Linked DNA regions of Mus musculus: all the other regions are linked to region 7. The links are chromatin loops, found by intact Hi-C in ENCODE. Cell type or tissue: left cerebral cortex. All regions are shown on one strand. Region 1 overlaps Peak1 (pseudopodium-enriched atypical kinase 1). Region 2 overlaps Peak1 (pseudopodium-enriched atypical kinase 1). Region 3 overlaps Peak1 (pseudopodium-enriched atypical kinase 1). Region 4 overlaps Peak1 (pseudopodium-enriched atypical kinase 1). Region 5 has its middle 28 kb from the start of Gm31529. Region 6 has its middle 74 kb from the start of Gm31529. Region 7 holds the start of Peak1 (pseudopodium-enriched atypical kinase 1).

Region 1 (4,000 bases), 140 kb before region 7:
ATCATTTCAAACATATCCTAATAGAAAATTGCCCAAATCTCTCTAGAGTTATAGGAAACAATGTCTTCTGGTTTGCTGAAAGCACTAAAACACCAGAGCAGCAGATTAGATAAGGAGGCAGTGAACCACGGAGTACCATGAGGTAAGTTTACTGCCTGGCATATAGCGATCAATGACAAACATTAGTCATCTCCCACAGAAAATAAGGAAATGGTGGGGAAAAAGATTGCTCCTTGAAAATTCAACTCATAAGAGGAACTTAACTCTAAAAGAAGTTTCAATATGATCCCTTTGGGGAATTTAGGGATTATGATAAAAAGTGTGATTTAGAAGGGTACCTTCAAAGTTGAAGACAATACACACCACCTTCTAAAAGAAGCCCACAAGACAGAGCTTTGAGGCCCCGGTGCTTGTTTATGATGTGTGGCAATGGCTGTTGCTTAAAATGAAAGTATTACCCCAAAGAATCCTTAGAAGAGTGCAAGCCAATAATAGAAACAACAAAATTTGCAGTTATAGACCAGAAAAATCTCCCTAGTGGCAAAGGCAATTTTTATTATTTTCCTTGGGCTCTTGCTTAAAATCAAGAGGTAGAGTTTAATACAGCATTCAAGAAGAATTTAATTAGTTTGAATGTAATTAAAAGTAAAATGACATGAACATTTTCATGATGAGGTTTCTGGGCAATGATTGAATAATCTTTAAAAATTCCATTACTATGGTTTAATAATTTCCGATAGACCTACTGCTTTCAAAGTTTTGGTCATAGTAGACAATTTAAATGAAAAATATTTTGGGGTAGCATTCAGCATAGAGTAGGTTTTCTAAGACTTTTAAGTTCTGGGGCTGCAGAAACAGCTCTGCAGGTAAGAGCACGGTGCTCACACCACCTCTAACTCCAGTTCCTGGAGGTCTGACTCTTCCTGGCCTCTGCAGGCACCAGACACACATGTGATACCTAAAACTAAACCCATATACACAAAATGAAAACATATTAAAAAAAAAACAAGCCTCATATTTTGAGATAAAATCCAGTAAGACAAAATATCAAAACCAATCATATATCAACTCAAACACAAAACATAGCTACCCTAAGGAAACAGACCCCTGACTCAGCGAAGGGAAAGCAATGCCCAAGACAACCTAAGGAGACTAGACAACTTCCAAATTACTCTAAACAACAGTCTATTGCATAACTGTGAAAGTACAATTGATAAATGCACCATAAATCTACAAAGGAAGGAGGGAGGGAGGTAAGATGGAACGAATGAATGAATGAATGAATGAGCAAGCATGATGGTCCTTGAACACCTGAATGTGAAGAGTGATGTGCTGAGCACACCACCACTCCCAGGTCACAGCCAGCTCTCGCCAGAAGACTGCAGTAAGAGTTAATATCAAAGCTTTGTCTGACTTGAAGCAACACAGAAGGCAAAAATAAATACCAACTCCTACAAAAAGCAGATGAATCAGATGCACACGGGGAACAAGTGTGGTCTAAGTGTGATGTTTAACATAGTTGTGGTTGGAAACCCAAATCCTGCTTCTGTCTTTAAGATGCAACTCTGAATTAGTCATTCATGTCTTTGGCTAAATGTCAGGCTACTTCCAAGGTACCTGATGTTCTTGGAAAGGGGCCATGAATATATTAAGATAAAAATGGACACTGAATTTTCTCTGATGATCAAATAAAATAATGAAGAGACGATGTTCAGGATATGATGTGTTCCTCGCTGCTCTCTCATCAACCTAGAGAGAGGTAGGCCTGATTATCTCTTTATGGTAGGGGTTGGGGAAAGATGTTTGGACATGGAGAAGCAGTAAAATTAAGAAGTAAAGCTTTTCAAGTTATATAATTTGGAAAATTTGGGATTAATATATAGACTTTAAAGCTTGATACTGGTGAAACCTCTTAAGACTGTCCTTTGTGCTAGAGATCATGATGTTTAAGAAAGGAAAGGGAAAAAAAAGGCAGACACAGCAGACAAGTATCCCTTGTTCTCCCTTGTGATGATTAGGGTGAGAATGTCCCCAGGAGGCTCAGATGTTTGAACACATAGTCCCCAGTTGGTGGCGCTATTTGGGGGATGGTTAGGAAGTATAACCTTTTTTTTTTTTAATATTTTTTATTACGTATTTTGCTCAATTACATTTCCAATGCTATCCCAAAAGCCCCCCATACCCTCCCCCCAACTTCCCTACCCACCCATTCCCATTTTTTTGGCCCTGGCGTTCCCCTGTACTGGGCATATAAAGTTTGTGTGTCCAATGGGCCTCTCTTTCCAGTGATGGCCAACTAGGCCATCTTTTGATACACATGCAGCTAGAGTCCAGAGCTCCAGGGTACTGGTTAGTTCATATTGTTGTTCCACCTATAGGGTTGCAGATCCCTTTAGCTCCTTGGGTACTTTCTCTAGCTCCTCCATTGGGAGCCCTGTGATCCATCCAATAGCTGACTGTGAGCATCCACTTCTGTGTTTGCTAGGCCCCTGCCTAGTCTCACATGAGACAGCTCTATCTGGGTCCTTTCAGCAAAATCTTGCTAGTGTATGCAATGGTGTGAGCTTTTGGAAGCTGATTATGGGGTGGATCCCTGGATATGGCAGTCTCTAGTTGGTCCATCCTTTCATCACAGCTCCAAACTTTGTCTCTGTAATTCCTTCCATGGGTGTTTTGTTCCCATTTCTAAGAAGGGGCACAGTGTCCACACTTTGGTCTTCATTCTTCTTGAGTTTCATGCGTTTAGCAAATTGTATCTTATATCTTGGGTCTTCTAAGTTTTGGGCTAATATCCACTTATCAGTGAGTACATATTATGAGAGTTCCTTTGTGATTGTGTTACCTCACTCAGGATGATGCCCTCCAGGTCCATCCATTTGCCTAGGAATTTCATAAATTCATAAATTCATTTTTAATAGCTGAGTAGTACTCCATTGTGTAAATGTGCCACATTTTCTGTATCCATTCCTCTGTTGAGGGGCATCTGGGTTCTTTCCAGCTTCTGGCTATTATAAATAAGGCTGCTCTGAACATAGTGGAGCATGTGTCCTTCTTACCGGTTGGAACATCTTCTGGATATATGCCCAGGAGAGGTATTGCTGGATCCTCCGGTAGTACTATGTCCAATTTTCTGAGGAACCGCCAGACTGATTTCCAGAGTGGGTGTACAAGCTTGCAATCCCACCAACAATGGAGGAGTGTTCCTCTTTCTCCACATCCTCGCCAGCATCTGCTGTCACCTGAATTTTTGATCTTAGCCATTCTGACTGGTGTGAGGTGGAATCTCAGGGTTGTTTTGAGTTGCATTTCCCTGATGATTAAGGATGTTGAACATTTTCAGGTGCTTCTCTGCCATTCGGTATTCCTCAGGTGAGAATTCTTTGTTTAGTTCTGAGCCCCATTTTTTAATGGGGTTATTTGATTTTCTGGAGTCCACCTTCTTGAGTTCTTTATATATGTTGGATATTAGTCCCCTATCTGATTTAGGATAGGTAAAGATCCTTTCCCAATCTGTTGGTGGTCTTTTTGTCTTATTGACGGTGTCTTTTGACTTGCAGAAGCTTTGCAGTTTCATGAGGTCCCATTTGTCGATTCTCGATCTTACAGCGCAAGCCATTGCTGTTCTATTCAGGAATTTTTCCCCTGTGCCCATATCTTCAAGGCTTTTCCCCACTTTCTCCTCTATAAGTTTCAGTGTCTCTGGTTTTATGTGAAGTTCCTTGATCCACTTAGATTTGACCTTAGTACAAGGAGATAGGTATGGATCAATTTGCATTCTTCTACATGATAACCACCAGTTGTGCCAGCACCATTTGTTGAAAATGCTGTCTTTTTTCCACTAGATGGTTTTAGCTCCCTTGTCAAAGATCAAGTGACCATAGGTGTGTGGGTTCATTTCTGGGTCTTCAATTCTATTCCATTGGTCTACTTGTCTGTCACTATACCAGTACCATGCAGTTTTTATCACAATTGCTCTGTAGTAAAGCTTTAGGTCAGGCAT
Region 2 (4,000 bases), 93 kb before region 7:
AGGATGCCAGATGCCTCTGCCACCATGCGTGCATACATGCGTGTATATGAAAGAGGGAGTATGTGTCAGGGAGATAGAGACAGACAGAGAGACAAAGACAGAATTTTGGTTTCTTTAAAAAAAGACAGAACTATTATAATAGGTTTACACTGTAATCCCAGGTGTGGGATGTGCTGCTTCAGTGTCCCTAGCAGCTGACTATGAACTGTCTTGTGCTCTAACAGAGGCATGGTTTTGCAACATTAATATTGCAAATAATTGCAGATAGCTTCTGCAATATGTGGCATTTGGAATTCTGGGGATTTTTCATAAGGTATATAAAGGCCAGGGCCCCAGAGAAGCAGGGCTGGTCAAAGTTGGTCATTTGGGAGGGTTGGTTGCTGTTTGGTAGTAGTCATGGTCGAAGAAGAAACAAAAAGAAAGAAATTAGATTTAAGAATCTCTTTCTCTCCAACCTAGTGTTAGGAATTGAAAGGGTGGAGAATAGTGGAAGAAAGAAGACCCCACAAAGTGGCAAAAGACAGCTATTGAGAGGGACAAGAGACAGGGAGAAAGAGGGACAGACAGACACTGAGTGACTCACTATGCTGCTCAGGTTGATATCAAACTCCACAGCTCAGCCTGAGTAACTGAGAATACAGACACATGCCATCGTGTCCAGCTCCTAACATAACCTCTGTACTACAGTCTCTCTCAAAAGTCCTATAGGCCCAAACATGTTTGCTTTATTATTAAACTTAATAATAGGGGATAGTTTTAAGTAAAAATATCACAACTGAAGTACAACGCATCAATCTCCTGGGAATCCAACATCTCACTGGAAAATATAGTTAGACAGAGCAGGCATAGTCAAAGCCATGAGCTAGGAGCCAAGCCAAACTTGTCACCTGCTTATTTATAGTCTACAAGCTAAAAATAGTTTTTATATTTTAAAACAATTGAAAAAATCAAAAGGAGAGTATTTTGAGCATAAAAATTATATGAGATTTAAAGTTCATTATCTAAAAATAAGGTTTCCAGTTCTTTTGTTTATGTATCATCTCCGGTTGCTTTTGAACTATATAAGGGCATGGGTAAGTAGCGACCAGAGCATAGTAAGCTGACTGCCTGCAAAGTCTCCCTTTATAATTAATGTTTTCCAACTCCTGACACAATCTAAGTTCAGTTCAGTATCACTATCCTCCAATGTAAGAGGAAATACGGTTTAAAATGCTAACGGCCTTAATGGGCGTTTCTCGGTAGGCTTTTTTTGTTTGTTTTATTTCTTTTTGTTCTTTGGATAGAGTGAGAGTAAGAGACAGAGATGACGAGAAGATAGGTTTGGGTGGGTAGGGAGCTGGGCAGAGTATGGGAGGAGGGAGAAACATGATCAAAATATATTATGTGAAAAAAAATTAAATAAACTCTAGGTCAAATAGTTTATTTTAGGTCATTACCCACTGCTACTTTATTCCTTTATACTTGTAAGGAAACGTTAAATAGTATTTTTATATTTACAGTTATTATCCAATAATATGAAGTCAGTTTTATACTAAAAAAAAAAAAAAACCCTTTTTTGTTGAGTTATAAAATTTGTTAGGTATGACACATCATTGTCTTCTGACCAGTTCTGATTTAAAGTTGTAATGGGCTTTTTGAGTTGAAATGTAAATAACATTTCCACAGTAGAAACAAGATTATTCATAACAATAGTGATTAAAAATAGCTTTGGAATCTGAGAGTTTTGGAATTTTGCAAAGGTGTTATAACTCGTTCTAGAATGATTCCACATCTGCTTTTGACCACGAGGGAGTAAACACGTCTGGAATGATCCTCCCACTGCAAACAAGAACCACATGGTAAAGAAAACAGGAAAAGACCATTTCAGACTCAGGCGTGGGGACCAGGACTACAGAGAAGGAAGAAAGAGCTTCCCTCTCCGGCAAAAAGCGGTTTCCACTGCAACGCAGTAAGAACCAAACAGAGCCTTGCAATCCTGTCAACTTGAGCAGAACACTGGAGGAGACCGGTGTGGCTGAAGATCACACAGCAGAGCTGCTGAGAGGGCGAACGGGTTTCCTAGAATCGGGACCGGGTTCCTGAGTGTCAGCTATACGAACACTTGTATGCAACGGTAGCATTTCCCGAAAGGATGAAAGTCCGAGGAAATAAAGTTAACAAGGAATAAAAACATAAATGATTCTCAAAGCTGACACTGAGCAGAAAATTAACAAATTCTCTCTAGCATGAAGGGAAAAACCTTACTGAATATACAAACCAACCAGGAGGACCACAGATGGGCCACATCACAGACACATCACAGCCTTGGGGGAGGGGGGGGGGGACTACTCTGAACTTGTATGGAAGTCATCTGAGCTTAGGCTAGAAGGCAACAAATTAGTATGCAATTAGCAAGTTGTCTTTTAGGGAAAGTCCAATGTTCTTTAAAGAAACAAAATTTAATAGGAATAGAAAATTCACAGCTATCTGTCATTTAATGAAACTACTGGATATTTTAAGAGGCAGTAAAACTGTAATTCATAACCAGGAAAATATCCATCTAGAGACACTAAGAAATGAGACAATTAGCAGGCAACAAACATATAAAGTGATTCTTTAATTCTATTCTTCGAATGGTCCAGGATATGAATGAAAACAGGAACACGGTGAGTGTAAGTGAATTTGAGGATTTTCAAAACAAAATGGACAAATAAAAATTTAAGATTTAAGAGGAAATTGCGTGGAATAGACAAAGAATAGTTTATATTCTGAAGAAAAGAGGCATTGGTGAACTTACAGACAGAGCAACAAAATTTACCTAAAGGGAAGTGCAGAGAGCAAGAGGGGAGGAAAAAAAATTTAAGGGTAGGCTAGAGAGATGGCTTAGGGAGTGAAGGCACTTGCCACCAAGCTTGAAGATTTGATGGCCAGGACTCACATGATAGAGGACTCCACAAAGTTACTTCACAAACTTGCTTTTCGATCTTAACAAGTGTATCATACTTGTTACGTGTACACACACACACCAAAAATCAAAAGAAAAACCAAAAACTGACATAGTGGAAAAAAACCACTCTTGTAAAAACCACATCTTATGAGGCACGATGTGATGCCGTTCTAAGAAAAGAGATGTATTACATTCATAGAGCAAGAACTAAAACAACAAAAGCCAAGGACATAGACTCGAAAATAAACTGATGGTGGCCCAAATGAACCAAGAAAAGAAACTAAACAGAATCTAACAGCATGATTACTTTGAAGGGATGAGTAACAGAGAACAAACTAGTGAGGGGACAGATTCAATACAAAACCTATTAATATATTAAACATAAATTATCTTCCATATCGAGCTAGGACTAAATCCACAGCCTTGTACATGCTAAGCAAGTGCTCTACTACCACAGCTGTACATGTCTTGCTCTAAATCTTCAATGTATAGGGCCCACTTTATAACTGGGTCATGGTGACCCATGTAAGAGGAATGGGACATAGAATTTTGAGTTTGGGCTTGCCTGGGCTACATAGCAAGATCATGTCTCAAAACAAAACAACAACAAAATCTCCAAGTAAATAATTAAGACATAAAATGTTTAAGATCCAAACATATATTATTCCCCTTGACCCCCCTCAACACACACACAAAAATAAGGCAACAGGTTTAAATTAGAAAGACAAAAACCCTTTAATGTTAATATGGAACAGCCCCATTTATATAAAGTACAGTAGAAGACTTATTGTCAGAGATTGAAGGGCATTTTAGAGTCTACAAGAGAATTTATTCAAAAAGTGGGGAAATCCTAAGTGTGCACGCCAGAGGTACAAAATGAGTGAAGCAAAAGCTGTCAGAAACCATGGGCAGATGCCAGCACTGCAGAAGACACCAGATTCCCATGAACTAAAAGAACAAGTGTTCCAAACACACAGGAGGGAGATCTGAGAAAGCTGAGCATCACTGAACACTGAGCATCGCTCAACACAGAGCATCACTCAACACTGGTCCACAGCAGCGCAGCGCCTTTAG
Region 3 (4,000 bases), 150 kb before region 7:
ACAGGTTTTCTTTGTAAGTAGTATGTGCTTTATTTTTCTCCAAGATTAATAAATATGAAAAATTATTTCCATCTGAGTATGTTAGTTAAACCAAATGATGGCTTTTGAATTGATCAGCAACAACCACATTAACAAAACTGCCAAATGAGGTTCATCAAGACCAGTTAACTCACGTCATCGCTAGAAGCCAGTTTTAGTGTGGCCGTTCCTTTGAAAGGCCTGTGCACATCTGTATCTATGCTGCTTGGAACCCGGAGATGAAAGGAGCACACACCTCCAGTAAGCACCAGATGGAGCTGCTGTCTAAGCCACAAAACCTGGACTTTGATGCCTTCCGCTTTAAACACTAATTATGTTTGGAGACAAAGATGTTCAGTTAAAGATGCTGTCAAAACTATTTTAACTTAATGCAGGCCCTTAGAGAAGGAAGCTATACCCAATGCAGGTCTATCCGAGGCCGGGTCTTCTGGCTTTCCTGCCTTTGCAGAATCACTTAAGGGCAATTGATAATACCTACAGCTTTCCCTTCTCGTGCCCTCTCGTTGACAGCACTGTCCAAACAGGAAACTTGAGTCACCGAACTTAAGTTGAGACATTAAGAAATAAAAGTGTCTCCTGCAGCATGTGCATACAGACACAGCGACCTGCTCTGACACGCTCTACGAATTTGCCAGAGCAGGTCTGATAAGGAGTATCAAAATGTAATGCTTGGTTTTTTTTTTTAAAGCTCATTTGCTTATATATTCTTTATAATCTTTTATTTAAAATTTTTCATAATTTTGATCATGTTTTCCCTTTCCCCAAATTCACCCCAGACCCCTACCTACCCAACCTGATATTTTCTCCCACTCCCCCTTTCCAAAAACAAAACAAAAATGAAAATCAAATAAAACACAAAAAACTAATAAGACAAAACAAACTCTAAATAGCACCCCCTTAAAAACTCCAAGTCCCATGGAGCCTGTTTTACACTGACTTCCTTGGAGTGTGGTTGATACATCCCAAAACACTCTGCTGGAGAAAACTGATTTCCCTTTCCTAGCCAGTATCAACTGCAAATAGCATCTTAGTTAGGGGTGAGACTTGCGTCCACTTCCTGTCATCGCTGGGATGACTCAAAGGAAACAGTGTCCAGACACAGCAGGACTGATACACATTTGAACTTACAGAGACCAGCACATGAGACCAGCGCAGGCTCAAACCAAACCACATTCTTAGAACCCTAAAGCAAATCCTACAGATGAAATGGTTGATGGGAAATTTTAATGGCTGAAGCTGCCTCCAGAAGCTAGCCAGGATTTACCCCATGATCTAAAATTCTATTTCATAACTTCCAGGATGAAACCCCTCGAGCTATAGATAGAGCTATTCTAGAGTAGCTGATTTCATCTTGAGTCATGAAGGCCTTCTGAGAACCTACTGCTGCTCTTTGCTCTCTGCTGCTCAACAATGGCTATAATTAGTGTGCTTCTTGCCCAACTGTTTCAAGTAGATTTGACACAAAACAACCAATTCTCCCTGGATTTCAATCTTGGACTAAACTGTCAGCATCTGCGCTTGCTAAGAGGGATGCAGTTCCTGTCCTTAAAGAGGGACTGGGTAGGGGGTCTATTAAACTCCTCACACAGTACTCCTTAAAGGTAACCAAAGGAAAGCCCGACCATCATAAAGGAGTATGGGAATAGACTGCTAAGGTCCTCCCCCAATACTTTGACTCCTGAAGGCCATTAGCTCTCCCCATAAAATCTGCCTCATTTCCACAGTGGCAGAGCCAAGAATCCTCACTGCTGTCCACAGGCTTTTAAGGACACACTTGGAGGCGCTAGGCCACATGGCATCCCACAGTAGCCAGTCTCTATGATTCCAACGTCAAATTTATAAAGCAAGGTTTTCATTAGGATTTGTAATGGAATTTGTGATTCACTTATATATTTTTTTAAAAAGCAAAGGAAAATGTGACAAATATCCCACGTCATTGTTCCCAACTTTTCCTTTTTCCACAGTGAAAAATGCTGACCTGACATGCCAAGACCTTCAGTACATGACTAAAAGGGTAGAGAGGAAGTGGAAGCAAAGCTGCAGGAAGATGCTTGCAGGAGATAAAAGACAGTTTCACTGTGGATCACAAATAGAAACTCTATGAGAAGGCTCTTCTGGAGATAGCATGATGATGATGATGACGACGGCTACGGTGATAATAATAATATCACTTTCCTGGCTACAAGAATAGGCAAACTCTTAAGATATGATGTTCTATTAATTCAAGAACAGAGCAAAGCAAAGCATGCTTAATTTGCATATCTTAAAGCTCTATTACATGACAGAAGCAGCCCATTCACTTTTAGCTGTTCACAATTCTGTTCAGGGGTTACCTCTGTGATGACTTTTCCTTCTGATTCCCTAAATACCACTATTATTATATCGCATCATACTGTAAAATACAAGTCCTGTGAAGACAGAACTGTGCTATGTCCTCTTCTTATTTGCATCAATGGACTGCTGAGAAAAAACTAGACCCTGAAGAGAGCAGACTGAACAAATTCTACTAAGTCCTAGACATAGGGTCACTTTGCCCATGAAGACTCACAATTTTCAAAAGACCCTGGGACATATATGATACCATTGGTGCTGCTCTTAGAGTGAAGAAACTGGGATTTGTCCAAGGCCACACAGAGCCTGTGAAGGCCAGAGCCAGGGTGAGTGAATGCACCACGTGTATATACAAATGGTACAGGGTGAGCGAATGTACCACGAGTATGTATAAATGGTACAGTTCAGCTCAGGCATGGACGACAGAGAAGACATGTTGTGTACATCAAAAGAAAAGAAATGAGGAGAAGAGAGATGAAGGAACTAAGAAGCAGAGGAAAGGGAAACTGGGAAGAAAAAAGTTCATTATTCTACGAAGAGAAACCGGACTTGTATGATTTTAGCAATGCAACCATTTCTGGAGACTTCACTATCTAGTGTAACCTGTACTTTGGTAAGTGATATTATATTTTCAACTACACTAAAATTTTCCTCCTTTAGCTACAGCAAAGTAAACAATCTATTCTGTAAAACATTTATAATTTAAACCTTTAAAGAAGAAAATGGCAAATTAGTCAACGTCTGAATTACACACTACTTTGAGAAGTATAGATTGATTGCTTCAAGAAAATACTGCAATGTAACAAGTTTTAATTAAAATTATACTGAAAGAGTATTTCCTAAACTGGGATCCAGGGTGTAGTTTTCAAGGGTCTGTGAGTTCTCAAAATAGGTCAGTATTGATCTAAAGTCTCTGTCTAAGACAAGTTAACAGGGACGCGAGGGATGGATGGCTCAGAGGGTAAACTGCTTGTTGTGTGAGCATGTGGGCCTGGGCTCAGATCTCCAGCACCCACATATAAGGCAGGGCTAGCAGCATGTGCATGTGACCTCAGCACTGATTGAACAGGCTGATGGCTGGAGCTTGCTGGCTAGGCAGCCTAGCTGAAACAACAAGCACAGTGAGAGACCTTAACTCAAAAGCACACACACACACACACACACACACACACACACACACACACACACACACACACACACAATGGCAAACAAGAGACGGTCACACCTGCAGTCAATTTCAGGCATCTATACGCACACCAAGGAGCACACTCGCCTTCATACACATGAGCATATCCACACTTATACTACACATACCCTCACACAAATACATTAACATAAACATATGCTGAGCTGTTATTACAAAATGGCCACTTATAACTAATAAGCACTATTTCTAGTCTGCGTGTACATTTGTGTTTATAGTCTGAGCTGGCAACAACCACACTATTAATATAAGAAATAATGAAGGGACAAACAGGCTCAATTCTTATGGAAATGATTCAGGATTTCCAAGTGAAGACGGAAATGACACCATGATATAAGCCGTATTTACTGTGCTTTACAATGTGGGATTTCCAGTATGTTAGAAAGGGGTTGGAGAGATGGCTCAGAGGTTAAGAGAACTCGCTGC
Region 4 (4,000 bases), 200 kb before region 7:
GTATCCTTGGGCATGCTCATTCAGTTCCTCTGGGTCTCAGCCTGCCTCATAAAGCAAACAACAGAAAGAATATGGAAACCTTACCTCACAGGCAGCTGGAGAGATGAAATGGGATCAAGTATACTGAGGACATCTACACACGACTGAGATACACAAATGTAATGCTGATAGCCAATCAGATCACTTGGAAATGTTAAAAAGGATGCACTCATACAGAATATAGTTTTTCAAAGAGGACAAGGTAAAAAAAAAATTACACTGTTTGTAGGATGTGTGCAAATGTCCAGGTCCCTTCTCCTTTAGGTTCTGAGAGCTACCTGCCACAGCAGCGGGGCTCGCTGACTGCTGGTCCGAGGGAGGACAGCTAACAGTAAAGGTTTTCTTGTTTTTTTTTTTTTTTTTTTTTTTTTTTTTTCAGATAGTGTCCTATGAAGGATCCAGTCTGGCCTGGAACTCACTATGGAGCTCAGACTGATCTCAAACTTGAAGTACTCCTTCCTTAGAGATTACATATAGCTACATATGTAATTCCTGGGATTACATACACCTGTGGTCACTACACCTAGCTAAGGTCACCACCATCGATGCCAAGATCAGCATTATGTTCTAGTCCAAGGAAGCCATCCTAGTTCTAAGAAAAAATGGTTTAACTAAATTTTTACTTTTTACTATGCCAATTTACACTGAAAAAAGAAAAAGAAAAAGAAAAACTTCACCATTAGGTGGTTCAAGATCAAATGTAAAGGAGATAGCCTATCCTGTGATATTTAAATTTATCTGCATGTACACACAGAGGCAGTCATACATATTTTTATAAAGTCTTCCAAAGTTTTGGGAGTAGATAAGAACATGGATTCTACAACTAGAATTTATGTTTGGCTTCATAGATCAACTTGAGATAAAGGGTTGGAGTGACTTACACAGAAGAAGTGATAAATTGTTCCACTATTTTGGATGCTTGGGAGGAAAATGGCCTGCCCAGAGAGCAAGCTGAGTAGGTAGCACTTCCTTATCTCTGTATTTACACAGACAGGCTGAAGAATAATGGGTCAATCTGGTTTAAGGGCAAATGAAAACGAGAGAAGAAAGAGCAGAAGAGAGAGGAGAGGCACTGTGCTTTTAATTGGTTTATAACCGTGAAGCCGGTTACAACCCAAACATGGACTTGTGGAGATTTCCATAATAGGATTTCACATGATAGGTAGCTCATAAATCTTTATTATAGAGGCTGCAATGATGTTAATTTAGGCAGGAATATTATATTATTCTATGTACTACATAGTAGCCATTTTTCAAATATTAATAACTTGACTCCTTTAGATTAGAAAAATACCTCAAAATGATCTGACTTCAGATGATAAATTTCTAGCCCAAAAGTTATTCTGGAGAACAAACCACTCTTTCCAGAATAAATGGACAAAGTTTTTACTGCCAGTTTTTTTTTTTTTAAATTCCTTTACCTAATATTTTCTCTACTTGGGATCAACATAAACTTTTCAGCTTCACGTTTTCATCAATCTCTTTTGAACAGAATTCCCACTCTTTCCTTATAAGGCTAGCTGGCTTAAACAGGGGCATCTCAAGGAGCCCTCAGAAGAACTATTCCCACAGGGATCCTGGTCCCATCTCCCACGCTCTGAACCAACAGCAGAATGAGGAAAATTTCACATTCCTAACAAGAGAAAACTATGGGAAAGCCTTTTTAAAATGCTGCCAATTTGGGCAGATTCTGTGTTTGTCTACAGTCTCTCCAACTGAAGAACTGAGGGACTGCACCCCAGAGACACTAGAGGGAGCTACAATATCAGCATCCAAGCACAGAACACATTGCAGCAGAACAAAATCTAGCTGCTGAATGTGGGAAAAATATACCATGGTCTGTCTGTCTGTCTGCCTGCCTGCCTGTCTGTCTCTGTCTCTGAATCATCAGCGTTAGCGATGCCGAGTTCACTCAGTAAAGGGAGCACCAGATGAGAAGAGTAGAAGCTGGCTAGGAGTCCTCCCTGGGTGCAGGGGTTTCATGCTCACCAGCTCACCGGGCATGTCAGCTTGATCCCTCCTCCCAAGAAGGATCAGGGGACCATTACAATGGGTAGCTAGCTGATCTCTACACGACATAATGTACAGTTGCAAAAGCAGGGGCTTGAAGGGAAAATGGGTACATATTTGAGTTGGCAAAATACACACGGGAGGAGCAGTATCTTGTTGCTATTAACTAAGCAGACCAGCATGGCTGATGCTTCTACAGCACTGGCCACCGCTTGTCGGATGAAAGCCATCTGACAAGATTTCCAAATACAGGGTGGGGACACTTTAACCACTGACGAGTTATCTGCTGGGAAATGGAAAAACAAAAAAACAAAGCCAGAATCAGGGTCAGATTACCCTCTCTCAAGACCTTCTAAAACCCGGGTCAAACACACAATATGTACACAGCCTGGTCCCAGCAGGGGATCTGAGCTGGACAATGGCTCCTCACACACAATCTGAAAAGTTTAATTCCAAACATTCATTTCGTTCAGGGGCTCATTTTATGTGTTGCTCATGGCAACTGCTCTGCATACCTTTGAGGCAAATTTGTCATTATAAAGCATTTATGTTTGTAATAAGAATGTCAACCCAGACAGCTAACTTGTATAAAGTAGACTGTAGGGGGCCATGACTGCAAAGCCACAGTATGAGCAGCTGGGAAGGAAAAGACAGCACACGGCTATCATTACTGACCCTTCCAGAATGCCCTCACTGTCTGCTACCTGTAAAGTAGACCTTCCAGCCTGCTGCCCTTTGAATTTAAGATAAGAAACAGAGACAAGGGGGATGGGAGTGGCATGAGTATGATATGTAAGCTGGTCACTTACTATCTCTTGATTCTTTGTCCCAAAGGTGGCTTGAACTGCTAGTGTTCACTCGACATTCTGTTCCACTGCTGACCACATACCTGCATTTGTAAACCACATTTATGTCTCTGACTCTCACACTGTAAACACTGGCTGAATAATTTGTGTTGCCTTATCCTGTGAATTCCTAATATCCAGTACAATCAAACCTGAGCCCTTTGCACCCTCACTCTCTGGCCTTCTCTGTTCCTGGTGAATGGCTCCATTACCTGGCTCTGTTTCCTGTTTTCCAACATCAAGTTCACTCTGGACTTCTTTCCCATCTTTACTCCCTATGTCCAACTGATTTACAGCTCCTACTGATTTTATTCCTAAATATCTTCCAAATTGTCCTTTCTTCACTTCTACTGTTACCATTACTGCCTTCCTAGACTACCACAAAGGTTTTCCAATGGGACTCCTTGCTTCTCCTATGAATTCCCTTAAAAATAACTTTCACAGGGAGCAAAGGCATCTTTAAAAATATGCTATAACATACCTATTTAGATAACCTAGCAGTCTCTTTTCACAACTGTATTTCCTGCTCCTTTTCCATTCATTCCTACCATGGTGGTCTGTCTGTCTGTAGCCAGTCTTCCATGCCTGTTGTACCCTTTCTGTCTGGACATCTTTCTTACTATAGTTGGCTGATTTTTTGGGTCCACTTTAAGAACAGACACTTGTATCTCAGGGCCTAACAGAGAACAAGGCACACAGAACATGTTTAATTTACCTATACAAAACACCAAGAAAAAGCTACACTGAATCCAGGGTGGCTATATTGTTTATTTGCCCAGAGCAGCTAGAGTACATGAACAGCTTTCATGAAACAGATGGAAGTTGGCAAAATAATGGGGAGGGGGCAATAGCAGACAGACCTGAGTAATCAATGCTCATGACTGATCTGACTACACGATTGAGGAAAACTGGATCAATGCTAGCTGTCTGCTGAGTGGAGTCTGCCCTAGAGACTCACCAACTTTATACTGAACAGAACTACAGAACGACAAGGTCCTTCGTCATTCTACTCAATTTTCTATTCTTTTCCCCAAAGAAAGTAATAATTACAAAATGCAGGACTCTTCAAAAATAGCCTACATTAGCTTTTATTTTTCCATTATGGG
Region 5 (4,000 bases), 130 kb after region 7:
CTCAGAGGACTAGCCTTTGGTTTGTGTCCCCTAAGTCTCTCTTCACAACTCTGTCCTTTCCTGGATCCTAGCAGGTAGGACAGCTGACTTGCTGGGGCCCAGGCTGGAGTCCCATATGGCCCTGTGCTGTGTCAAGCATGATTCTTCAGCCCCAGCTCCTCAGAAAGCTCTTGAATTCTAAAGACCCATAGGCATTGTGGACCTGAAAGTGAGATCAGCTGTGGAAATACCTGCCCTAAGTCACACACACACACACACACACACACACACACACACACACACACACCATATACCTATACCATAACATACACACACACACACACACACACACTACATACCACCCTCCCACAACCCCTCACACCACAACACTCACACAAATATCATACACACACACACACCATACCATACCACCCCTCTGCACAAAATGCCATACCCCTTCCCTACCACCACCCCACACATGTACCCCATATACCATACCCCTCCCTCCTCATCATACACACACACACACACACACACACACACACACACACACACACTTCTTCTTTTTCTTTTTCTTTTTTTCTTTTCTTTTTTGGTTTTTCGAGACAAGATTTTTCTGTATAGCCCTGGCTGTCATGGAACTCACTCTGTAGACCAGGCTGGCCTCGAACTCAGAAATCTGCCTGCCTCTCCTCCCAAGTGCTGGGATTAAAGGCATGCACTACCACTGCCTGGCTAGACACACATGAGAATGCATACACATACCACGCACTACCCTCCCACAACCCCTCACATAACAACACCCCCCAAAATACCATACACACACACACACACACACACACACACACACACACCACACCACTCCCCCACCATATACCATACTCTTTCCCTATCACCACACCACACCACACACATACCCCATGTAGCATAACCCTCCTTTACCACACCAACCGCCCCCCACAACACACACACCCTACGCGTGTCCCACCCTCTTCCTGGGTTCCTGGCTGTGTGCTCCCCCTTTCACCCCCAAGCCTGCCGGGCTTGGATCTGCTGCCCTCCTCAGCATCTGGTTCCTCCTCAGGATGTAATGCTGTTGCCCCTAGCAACCGAGTTTCAGCCTGATCCTCTTCCCTCCTCCCTCTTTCTGGACCTCTGCTTTCTTCCTCCCTTCCCCCAACCTCAGAGCCAGTGCCCAGACCCAGAACTCTCCCAGAAGATCATGTGCCAGCTTAGTGACCAGCGAAGCTCTCTGATCTTCCCAGTTTGCTAAGCAACTGATGACCACGGTCAGTACTCTACCTGCCTGGCTGACTTGGAACTAAGGTAGCTGAAGACTAGTGCTGGAGGCACGAGGGGTGTCCTAGACTTGCAAGTGGGGCTCTCTGCACACCCAGGCACAGAGTCAGCAACTAGAGAGAAGGCGGTTGACTCCAGAGATAAGAGAGTTCCCCGGCCAGGAGGTATGCAAGAAGAGGCTATCTAATGAGGATGGTGCTGGTATGGCTCAGGGCATTAAGACAGGCAGCCCTCACATGCCTGGCTGTCCCTTTCAGCCATAGTTTTTTGTTTTGGGTTTTTTTTTCTCTTCCTGTCTCCACAGTCCCTTCTTTCTCTACTCTCTCGCCTCCCAGATGAGTCGCAGAGAGGACAGCTTAGGGAGAGGCTCTTGGAGAAAATGACATCATCAACTTCAGGGTAAGCCCAAGGCTGGGAGCAGGGAGACATAGCAGGACATAGCAAGACAGTGGCCACCAGACCCAGCACTTTCCTGCCTCGCTCCTTTCTTTTCCAGACACCCATAGCTACCCTGCTGCCCTGCCCTACTCTCTCCCACTCGGGCCTCCTGAATGGCCTGTGGTGTCCAATCTGCCTGTACCCCTCTCAGCCTCCTCATACTCTTGCCCGGGTCCCTGCACTGCTTCTCCCTCTCCTGCGGGATGCACTGCCCTGCCTTTCACCAGGATTCATCTGAGAGGTGCCTCCTCCAGGAAGCCTCCCTTGACTGTCCAGGTTGCTTGGGGTATGCCTCTGCTGACCTTCTGTCCTAAGCTGTTTGTCAGCTTTCTCATCCTGCCCAGTGGTTACTGTTTGGTTACAAGTTTCTCCTGATGGCCCCCGGAAGGTCTTCTTCAGGCCAGGAATTTTGTGTCCATGTTTATTAACAAATACTAAACAAGACTAGTATAACAACACCCTTCCTCTCTCTGGGTCTGTTTCCCCATCTGGAATGTGAGGGAGACAGGCCAGGGCAGGCTCCTATTGAATAGCCAAAACCAAGCTGTTAGCAGGGTCAGAGACCATCTGACTCAGCTTCCTGTCCAAGTCACAGGACTGAGCAATGGGACCTTGAGCAGTGAGTGACAAACACAGGAGCTATGGGGTCTGGTACAGACTGAGCCAGTCCAGCCCTCGCTCTGGGGTCCCTGGGGCTCTGCTGCCCTCCAGTGGCTGGAGGCCCCTGGGCACTTAGAAGCCTTGGTTTCTGACTATCCCACATACATCTAAAGTATCATAGGGCATATGGTGGGGCAGGGGCATGTCGTTGTCACCCAGAAAGTTAGGAGCAGTTACCAAAGCAGACCTTGGGGATCCCACACCCCAGCACTTCCAGACTCTGAATGGGGCATCGTTGTTTGTCAAGAGTCAAGCCTTGGTGTGGGGGTGGGGGGTCTCCGCACCTGTCACCTCAACTTTGTCATATGGTAGCCTTTCTCTGACAGCCATCGTTCTCAGCACAGACTTCGCTGACCCTTTGTCTAGTGCTCTTCGGCTCCTGCTCAGGGTCCTTCCAGCTTCAGTAAACAGTGTTGGGGGGTTGAAGGGTGCCTTAGTCCCCTCCCTCCTTAATTAATAAAATACTTAAAATAATGGCAGCCGTCATGATTGATGGACAGGGCCTAGCTAATTACCCTGGAGATTAAAATGACTGTTTCTGTTTAAAAAGGCTGCAAATGAGTTAATTATTTCCTTTGCTCACCTCTCTAACCTTGTTACACTTCTAAATGAATAGCAATATTGATCTTGGAACTGATTTTGGTGTTCCACCGCCCGAGCGGGTTTAATTAGGGTTTGAGCACACTGCAGCGCCTCCTCCTTCTGACCGGGGAAATTAGCCTTGGGTTTTACTTACATTTCATAGCCGTGTCCTCCACACAAACAGAAGGGCTGCAACATGGCAGTCGACGCCTGCCAGCTCGCCGGCTTGGCGCTGCCCTGGCTCTCAGTTCTGCTCTGTCCAGAGAGGCCAGCGCTGACCCTTGCCTGTGATCTCTTGCAACGTTCTGCAGGAAGGCCCTTGGGAGTGGCTCATTTTTGTCTCCTCTGTCACACCTGCAGGCCTGCAGGCTTGGATGTGACAGGGAAGGGTCCAGTATGGCTTGGTGAGGTGGGGGCAGGTCTGAGACCTAGAGCTGTCATGGTTACACAGCTCTGGACCTTGATGGCAACCGAGCTGAATAAACAGTTCTTTGTCCCTGCTCAGCTCTTCCTCACAAGCCCAAGACCCCTGTCGTCCATCCTCACCTCGGCCTCCCTCCGAGTCTCTGCTCTTCATCTGCTGCTGGAGCAGAGGCTACCAGCCCAGAGCAGGAGACCAGCATGCCAAGCCTGGATTAATTGCTGGCATATGGGTGACCTTGAGCTAGTCAGGTGACCTTGAGCTAGTCTGGCATCCCTCCTCTGAATCTGGCCATCTGTTTCCTGTCACTTCCTCTCACCTCCCCCAGCATGAGCCTTCAAGGGCACACAGGTGGGAGCTGGGCACTGATGGGGGCGGAGAGAGATCAGGGAGGACGTGCTGCAGGGATCCAGGACTGGAGTCTATTCCGGCTCCACCTTGTTTGAAATGAAGCCCTCCCCAGCTATGTGCCCCTTTGCCATGGCCAAATCTACCTTCAGCCTGGCTTCTTCACTGCCCCAACCCTAACTCTCTCCTCTCCTTCTGATGGTTGATGTCTCTGGCTAAAGAATTACCACTGAGGCCATCTGCAACCTAGAGATGCCAGAAAGATGGAGTGTG
Region 6 (4,000 bases), 88 kb after region 7:
CTTTACCCCAACCATGACTATGCTCCCCTTCCCTTGACTCCAGAAGAGCACATGGACAGAGGAGCTTTTCTAGCTAGCTTAGATCAGCTAGCATCTCTGCAGTTATTAGAGCCTGTTCTTGCATATGCTTCCTGCAAGAGATTCAACAAGGGAACTTGTGCATCTGGAAAGAATACTCCAGACGTTCCTCTGGCGTGGCAGTATCTGTTTATGTTGGCTGATTTTATAGCAAGTGTGCTTGGGATGTTTCCTGTTTGTCTCTTGGAACTGTATGAAAAGCTGGGCATGGCAGGATAGGCTTAGCATCCCAACACTCAGGAGGCTGAAGCAGCCTGATCTCCATAGTGAGTTCCAGGCCAGCTAGCACTACAGAGTGAGACCCTGTCTCAAGATAGAAAAGATCTGGGTGAAGGCTACAGGATGAGCCAAGCACGGGGCAGCAACTAAACACCTGGGGAAAGGCTGGAGACTACAAAAAGATTATCAGCTGTGGTCATGCCCCGAGGGGTTTCCCACTCTGAAGACTTGACCCACAGTTAAAGGGGGCCAAGATTAATCATGCCTTAATCTTCACTCTCAACCAAAGGATCGTTCCTGAAGATCTCGTCTATTAAGGCAGTGAGGATTGCTGCAGGGTATGCAGTAATGAGCTGCAGGTATTTAATGAGAGACAAGTGCGGTTGCTGCAAGGGTCTAGTACTCAGTGCCTCATCACAAAACCAAGAGGGCTGGTTTGCTGGGGAAAAGGAGCCCCCGTTGAGTCCATGGGTTGCGAGGGTGGAGAGGAAGTTCCCTTTTGAGATTCAGTGTTGCCAGGAAACACAAGATCATCTGGGAAAGACCTTTGTTTTTGTTTTAATTAGGTAAAGATTTTACATGCAGGGAGCAAGTAGCTGACTCCAGAGGAGGAAAAGTTGGAAGAAAAAAAAAAAGTCAATGTGAAGGAATAAAGACATTTATTTGATGGAGGTAGGGATGCTTCGGCCTCTTTCCCAGCCCCTGCCTCACCTGAAAGTAACTGCCTGGTCCAAAAAAAAAAAAAAAAAAAAAAATCCACCTACATAGGGGCAACACTCCCTTCTGGTCCTTGTCAGCTTCCGAGTGTCCCTCTGTCCTGTGTCAGCACCTAGTAGTCTGAGTTCAGCAGGAAAGGCCGGATGCAGGCCTGGCCCTGGCCCTTCTCTCCTAGCTTGACAGGAGGAGGCCTTGACCTGCCTACAGGATGCGGGTTCACATCCTGCACCTCATCATGGAATCCGGCTTCGCCTGCTGCTCTGGTTTCTTCTTACAATCCCAAGAGACAGGAGCCCTGCAGGGCAGGGAAAGGACCCAAGGCCAGACTTCCAAGCAGAACGCTTTTGGGATGCCTGAGCCTCAGCCTGTCTGTCTTTCAGGGGTGGGGAGGGAAGGGCCCCCCACTCTTTCCCAATGTCCCAGTCTTAAACTCGTGCAGTCCAAAACAAGCCAGTTCATTGTGTTCTTGGATATAAATATTGATTCTGGTTGATGTTAACATTCTGTTCATAAAAGAATGTAACATATTTCTCTCACACCATATTAGACTGATGTGTTGTTTGGCCAAGAGAAGTAGAGATTTCTGGCTTCTGCAGAAAATGTGGACATTTAAATGCATGCAGCTTTCAGAAGTCTGGAGAGCAGACTCAGAATAGCAACGAGGGCTTTTGGCTGGCTTCAGCCCTGTCCTCCTCCATCCTTGGCTTGTCACTTTGGCGTTCCTAATCTCTTGTAATTAGGAAGCTGCTTGGCTGTCCACATCTGCTTTCATCAGGAAGGCCTATAAGGTCAGCGCTGAACATTTTTAATTTTCTTCCCTTGAGAAAAAGATCTGGGAGGTCTCCCATTTTTCTTCCCCTCTCCACGTGGGAGGGGAGGGTAAAGGCTTCAGACCAGAGGGTGGTCCATCCAAGCATTCCAACCTGGGCCAGACAAGCCCAAGAATAGGATGTGCTGGCCGCCTTGGCAAGGCAAATTCCCCACATTCCACAAGCGCTCTTCACGGGAAATCTAACTCATGAGAAAGTGGAATTCATGATGTGTATGCGTGTGCATTCGGGTGCCAGCACGTCTCACACAGACAGATCCCCGGCTCTCTGGTATTTCGTAAGAGTGGTAGAGCCCATTTCCAGATGTGGGAAGCCAGACTGGGTCGCTGTGCTGTCAGAGGAAGCAGCGCCCTCTGCTGTCCAGATCAGACAGCACCGCGGTGGAGGGAAAGGACCCGAGGGGTCTGGAAAGCAAGTTCCTGGTTAAAACCTTGGCTCACCGTGGCATGCTGGAGGCCTTGCACCTCCTTTTTCTTCCCACTGCGAGCCTGCAAGAGGCTGGCTGCCCTCGGACTAGCTGGTTCTTTTGATGTTCTGTAGCTGCGAGCCAGCCAAAAATGAGGATTTGCTATAAAACTCCAGCCTCCCGCAGCATCTGCTGAGCTAGTTCCGAGGTGAGAGGCAGTGGCGCTGACTTCTGCATGAGAACCTAGCCAGCAATCCCAAGCCAGGCGAGACAATAGGGGCAGCGTGCCCACGAGGAGGCCTCTGGCCGAGAGGCAGCCCTGTGGCCTCATTGTGCCCTTGGAAGGCGCTGGCAGAGGCCTGGCTGCCTCCGAGGCTTCCAGCAGAGTGGAAGCTGCCATGGCTCAGCTCAGGCATACTGGCATCTCCACCTCCAGGAGCTGGCAACACAGACAGAGGGAGGCCCCGCCCTCTGCCCTGTTTCCTGCCAAGAAGAAGGCTCTGCAGCACTGCCAGAGTCGATTCGCCGGGTTGAGGGAGGGGAAACGACAGAGAGCGAGAGAAGGAGAGAAGGGGAGAAGGAGAGAGGAAAGAGGTAGAAAATGGGAGAAAAGGAAGGGCGTAGGGAGGAAGAGAGGGAGGAGGGAGAGAGAAGGAGGGAGATAAAGAGGAAGAAGAGAGGGAGAGGAGGAGAAAGGAAGGGAAACGGTGAAGGAAAAGAAATGAGGAAGAAAGAGGGGAGGGAGAGAAGTGTGTGTGTGTGTGTGTGTGTGTGTGTGCGCGCGCGCGCGCGCGCGCGCGCTGCCCAAGCTCCCAAGCCAGGTGCAGAAAGCTACTGAAGCAAACTTATTGGACAACCTTTCAGTTTTGCAAGAGAAAAATAGAAGGCATAAGACAATCAGTTTCTGTTTTGAGGGGAAGATTTTTATTTGTTTATTTTTGGCAAACTGAGCTCCTCTCTGCTGGGAGGACTGAAAACCCAAACCACCAAACAGCCCCTAACAACAATGCCCTTCTCTCTCTCTCTGGGACCAATTTCCAGACAGCACAGCGGTCCTGACAAGGTCAACAAGCCGAAGCTGGGAGCGCAAGATCTTTATCTACGTGGGAAATAAGAAAATCATTTGACTGATAAAAGGAAATACAATAAATAGCATCTAAATTCCTGGCTGCATTCCCCCGAGCCCCTCCTCTGCAAGAGAAAGTGCCAGGGCAGGAATACAACTGCCACTACAGCAGGTTTAAAAATAGCACACTGCACACAGCCCTTCCTACCTTCCAGAAAGACTTCATTACCGGGTCCTCAGCCCTGAGCCTGCAGAGCCGCTGCCGGGGCTTTCTTACCCCTGCTCTGGATTTTTCTTCTTTGGAAGCATGAAGGCAGCGGGTGTGATACATTTCCCTCCCGCTCAGCTAGTTTCAGTCCTAGCACGTCTGGCGCACACGGCGAAAGTCCATTGTATTTAATGGGGTGTTAACTCTGTTTATTCTCTAGGACTTGTACGGTAATTTTACACTCTGCAAAACTAGCAACTTGAACCTGAAGTGCTTTTCCCTCCTCCTCATGCCACTCCAGTGGGCCTTTGGCTCCAGGTCCCTTCACAAGCTTAGCGTTTCCCCAACTGAGATAGCCAAGCATGGTGCAAGCTGCTTCCTGCAGCTGTTAACTCTGCTGGGGCCTGAGACAGGTCTGCATTTCTTACAGACTTAGTTTGTGCCATCTGTTAAATGGGTATTTGAATCTGCCTTGT
Region 7 (4,000 bases):
TTAATGTGACTGTCAGAAAACAGTTATGAAGTGGCATTATTTCTTTATGGGCCTCAGGACAGACTCTTAAAAATAAATTCTGACAGAATGTTAATGGGGTTTAAACACCACTGTGTAAGTTTTCTGCACTATTACTAAACAAAATGAATAAGCAATACCCTAACAACTCAATCAAGCTTATCTTTTCCTCTCACCAAAACACGCCTTACAACACTGGAAACTAGCCAAACATAAATGTCAGTCCCTAAAGAAAGGGTGGGAGAAAGGAGGACCACAAATCAAAAAGCTTTAAAGAAAATAATTTGCCATTTTCCCCCACATAACATAGTCATACTACTCTCTCCCAAATAGAGACACGATAAAATATTTTCTCTTCTTCCCCTCTGACAACTCTGGGGAGGGGATCTTTGTTTTTTCACATAGTTTGTGACCTGATCGTTGCCAAAACTCACTTGCAGTAGTATGAACTCTGCTTCCATTGTTAACTGTTAATCTCTGTGATAAGGCTATTAACTCCTAACTTGGAAGCCAAGAAAATGTACCTCACCTGCAATTATAGTTTACTGAAAAAGTCACCAAAGAAAGTGCCAGGCACTTTGGAAAGTAATTAGGGTAGTCAGTGAATTGAAAGATCTAAAATGCTCTGAGATTACAAAAGAAGCCATCATGAAGTGAGTATCCAAGATTGCTCATGGAAAGTTTTACCCTTGTGGATAATTCAAGTTTGGGCTTTCTGGGTTTTTTTTTTTTTTTCCTCTTTGCAGAGAGCAATATGTGTTCTCTTGACTACATACTTAATTTGCCAAGGTAGATAAAGGGAGGACAGTGTGGCTGAAAAAAAAAAAGAGAAAGAAAGAAAAGAAAGAGAAAGAAAGAAAAAGATCAAGTCAACAGATAGGCCACCAAACAGAATACTCAAAGCAATTCCGACTCAGGTGAAAAAGCAGTTCATGCACATCATCCAGTGGCTTAAAAATAGTCTTTTATGTAAGTCACCAAGTATTTAATTGAGAGTGTACTCTTACCACATTCAACAGAGGCAAAGAAAAATGTACTGGGTTTTCTATAGTAAGGCCAATAAAGATGAAATCATAGTTTTCCTCTAACTCATCTCTATCCTTCAACACCAGCCATCCAATAACTCCATTCCACAGCTCTGGTTCCTCAATTTGGGTCCTTAAAAACTGGACTGCAGACATGGGGCCTGGGGGAGGGGGACTGGAGGGCGGACTACTCTTTGATATTGCTCTCAGCAGTCCTTAATGAAGTCCAAGAACAAAATCAAGCTCTCCAACAAATGGAGCATAAGATGGGGGATAACGAGAAGGGGACCCAATTCAGATGGGTAGTCCTCTTCGAAGGAGGAAAGGAAATTGGCAAGAACCCATAAGCCAAAGGGCAAAGAAAAACAAATGTCTAACCCAGCCTCTCAAAATCCCAAACCCCTAAGCAACCTAGGAAGCCTGCGCACATTAGGGGCTCCCTGGCCAGAGCGTAAAGTGAGCAGGCACAGAGCCACCGGTTCCGTCCTGACTGCTGAGGCAAGGCTGAGCCTGATCCTCCAAAGTCTGGGAGTGAGGCGACCATACAGACTAGGCAGAAGCCCTTCTTGCCCCAGCCTCCACATCTCCAGCTCCTCTAAGGCTTCACTTTCCCCTGGAGCCTCGCAGCCCAGCCCCGGGAAGTCCCTAGCCGCCAGGTTCCAACTTTCCCTCCTCTGGGGGGCGCCGCGCTCCCGGGACCATCGCAGCCAGGGTAACGAGGCCTGGGCCGGTGGGGGGCATGAGAGGGCTCGCGGCGCCCGCGGGGCGCGTGGGTGGCCGGGGCACTGCAGCCCGCGCCCCGCAGGACGCACGGGCTGCCGAGCCCCTGCGGCGCCACCCAGTCCCGATCCCCCCTAGGTCCGCGTCCTCACCTCTCGGCGACCCTGGCCCCATAAGCCAGCGCGTGTGGGAAAGGGACCGGAGGGTACGTGGGCAACCCTGCCCCCGTTACCTGAGGGGAGCACAAGCCGTTGCGATATTCAGCATTGCCTCCTGTCCCGTCCCCTTTCTGGTGATCGCGGCCGCCTCCACCGAGCAACTGACACAACTAACTAACTACTCGCGGCCGCGGAGTCCACAGCGCGCTCCCGGCCGCTCTCCGTCCGCCCAGCCCACCAGTCCGCTCGCTCCTCCCAACCCTGCACGCCGCCCCGCCGCGCGCACCCTTGCCGCTTCACTTCTTCAGACCGCGCGCGCTCGCCCGCGCGTGCCCGCACCAAACCTCGGCGGTCTCCGAGCTCTACTCTCAGCCCCATGGGAGGAGTTGACAAGAGGCCACGCCTCCCTGAGTGCCAATATCCGGAGAACACGAGCTAGAGAAAGTCTGATTGGCTGAGGGGTGGAGCCAAAGCCAGGGGGCGGGGCGGCAGGGACCTTGAGTCCATGTGACGGGGAATTTGGGTTCAATTAAACGCCAGTGGAAAGAAACAGCGCAGATTTGGATTTTTTTCGGGGCCGAATCACCTTAAGTCAGCCATTCGTCTAGTACAGAATAACTATCCTCTAAGAGTCCAGTATACAGTAATTAAAATTTAAGTCCCACTATTTTTTGAGAGCCTTAGCAATGAAAATGAAAACTACATTTCCCAAGAACCTTCGCGAAAGTGTGTCTCACCTTGCGTGGTCACGTAGTCCTTCGCCGCATTGGGCAAAATAATCCCTTCATTTCTCTGAAAGTATCGGGTATAACATTTCACGTCTCTCCTCAACGGAACAATTCTCAGTATTACCACGTTAAAAGAAGTTACCTATCTGGAGGTGACTAAGTGATTAGGTAAAGAGTAAGAAAAGACACCAAAATAAAGTACTGCGGAGGAATTTCTGTCAAGCTGTGAGACGACGGAGTGAAGAGTGAAGGCGATTGCGAGGGGCTGAGGGAATTGTCCTCTGTGCAAGGGACTTTCATTAGTCCCCAGGCCCCTGCCTGCTCCTGCCGTCAGCAGGTTAGTAAGCAAGACGAGCATGGGGGTGGCAACAGTCGAGATGTCCTTCCCCCTTTGAAGATCATCCTTCTTTTGCTGCTGCTGTTATTGGTTTGTCTTGGTTTAAGGCCCACTGAATGGGGGCGCCTCACTTCCGGTTGGGGGAAGGGAGACATGCTGTCATAGGGGAGGGGGAACTGTAACTCACTTCCTGTGGGGGTAGGATGATGTTTGGGGGGTGTCCAAGCCACTTCCCGTGTTGATGAGAGCCAGAAAAGGTGTTGGTTTGTGCCATTCTCAGAGAGAGTTCCTACAGCCTTGGGGTTGTATTTTCACGTCACAAGTTCGGTTATTTCCCCAAATTATGATAATCACCAGGCCACGATCAGAATTTATGTATTTTGTTTCTGTGTGTAAATTGGAAAATCTCTCCCCAGCAAGATTGTCTTAATGCTGTCTCCAAAGAATTTTAAACACCTTGTTAAAATTCTCTGCAAGATTACATACTTTGTTATGTGACTTGTGAATTGCCCACCCTTGCACCCAAGTCAAGCTTGTCCTTAACTGAGTGAAGTAGTGTAGGCTCTACCTAGACACGGAACAGGAGCTCCTTAGCCGCTCTTTTAAGGAGGTAGTTTATAAGTTAGAGTACCGAATAGTTCACACAAATTACAGGGCATTTTCATGTTTGCAGAGGGAGAGAGTGTCATGCTGCAGTACTCCGATTTGATGTTACCGTAATAAAGGGCACTAATGTGTTACATACTTAGAACTGTTCCTTTAGGACTTAAGGATTCACCTCATGCTGGAGAAGACATCATCCACTTTAGTGTTGTTTTCATGTAGCTTTCTTGGGATGTTTATGAAAGATGCATTTTATGGTGTCTCCCCGTTTGTAATTTGAGTTTGTTACTGATTGAAAAATGAGGTCTATTTATGGTTTTAAAACCTGGCCAAAGGATGGCAAGTTCAGTGACGTACTGAGTGAGAGGAAAATGTCTCGGGAAGAACTAAAGATGAGGCAGACAGAACTTT

What was found. Peaks named below come from ENCODE experiments on the same cell type or tissue, not always from the same donor. Only the 100,000 strongest peaks of a DNase experiment are listed, where the experiment ranks them.
Region 1: a loop joins it to region 7, with 2.5 times the contacts of the local background. A loop is called at or near these places in 20 of 42 quality-filtered maps.
Region 2: a loop joins it to region 7, with 1.8 times the contacts of the local background. A loop is called at or near these places in 7 of 42 quality-filtered maps.
Region 3: a loop joins it to region 7, with 5 times the contacts of the local background. A loop is called at or near these places in 20 of 42 quality-filtered maps.
Region 4: a loop joins it to region 7, with 2.4 times the contacts of the local background. A loop is called at or near these places in 13 of 42 quality-filtered maps.
Region 5: it touches region 7 in a loop (4-fold over the local background); 15 of 42 quality-filtered maps call a loop at or near these places.
Region 6: it touches region 7 in a loop (6-fold over the local background); 24 of 42 quality-filtered maps call a loop at or near these places.

The regions. Positions count from the first base shown.
Region 1 is chr9:56,272,261-56,276,260 of GRCm38, forward strand. The region is part of intron 3 of Peak1 (pseudopodium-enriched atypical kinase 1); the gene reads right to left. The region is part of intron 5 of Peak1os (a long non-coding RNA gene); the gene reads left to right. Among named protein-coding and RNA genes, the nearest start is that of Peak1os, 33 kb to the left of the region's middle. In left cerebral cortex, a CTCF peak has its summit at 2,072 (motif pointing right); a DNase peak (open chromatin) is centred at 1,497.
Region 2 is chr9:56,322,870-56,326,869 of GRCm38, forward strand. The region is part of intron 2 of Peak1 (pseudopodium-enriched atypical kinase 1); the gene reads right to left. It overlaps Peak1os (a long non-coding RNA gene), which reads left to right. Exons shown (of 6, transcript XR_003948326.1): 6 at 1,759-2,273. Among named protein-coding and RNA genes, the nearest start is that of Peak1os, 84 kb to the left of the region's middle. In left cerebral cortex, no CTCF peak of the experiment used is centred here; DNase peaks (open chromatin) are centred at 1,900 and 3,875; H3K4me3 peaks cover 672 bases; H3K27ac peaks cover 409 bases.
Region 3 is chr9:56,264,571-56,268,570 of GRCm38, forward strand. The region is part of intron 3 of Peak1 (pseudopodium-enriched atypical kinase 1); the gene reads right to left. It overlaps Peak1os (a long non-coding RNA gene), which reads left to right. Exons shown (of 6, transcript XR_003948326.1): 5 at 2,004-2,983. Among named protein-coding and RNA genes, the nearest start is that of Peak1os, 25 kb to the left of the region's middle. In left cerebral cortex, a CTCF peak has its summit at 281 (motif pointing right); a DNase peak (open chromatin) is centred at 308.
Region 4 is chr9:56,211,747-56,215,746 of GRCm38, forward strand. The region is part of intron 6 of Peak1 (pseudopodium-enriched atypical kinase 1); the gene reads right to left. Among named protein-coding and RNA genes, the nearest start is that of Peak1os, 28 kb to the right of the region's middle. In left cerebral cortex, a CTCF peak has its summit at 1,786 (motif pointing right); a DNase peak (open chromatin) is centred at 1,803.
Region 5 is chr9:56,550,648-56,554,647 of GRCm38, forward strand. No RefSeq gene overlaps it. Among named protein-coding and RNA genes, the nearest start is that of Gm31529, 28 kb to the right of the region's middle. In left cerebral cortex, a CTCF peak has its summit at 2,422 (motif pointing left); DNase peaks (open chromatin) are centred at 1,155, 1,955 and 2,403; H3K27ac peaks cover 191 bases.
Region 6 is chr9:56,503,963-56,507,962 of GRCm38, forward strand. No RefSeq gene overlaps it. Among named protein-coding and RNA genes, the nearest start is that of Gm31529, 74 kb to the right of the region's middle. In left cerebral cortex, CTCF peaks have their summits at 2,212 (motif pointing left) and 2,412; DNase peaks (open chromatin) are centred at 269, 1,706, 2,247, 2,590 and 1 more place; H3K4me3 peaks cover 1,800 bases; H3K27ac peaks cover 2,895 bases.
Region 7 is chr9:56,415,946-56,419,945 of GRCm38, forward strand. Peak1 (pseudopodium-enriched atypical kinase 1) reads right to left here and starts at 2,105. Exons shown (of 7, transcript NM_172924.3): 1 at 1,996-2,105. It overlaps Hmg20a (high mobility group 20A), which reads left to right and starts at 2,674. Exons shown (of 10, transcript NM_025812.3): 1 at 2,674-2,986. In left cerebral cortex, a CTCF peak has its summit at 1,730 (motif pointing right); DNase peaks (open chromatin) are centred at 1,248, 1,739, 2,307, 3,037 and 1 more place; H3K4me3 peaks cover 2,964 bases; H3K27ac peaks cover 2,045 bases.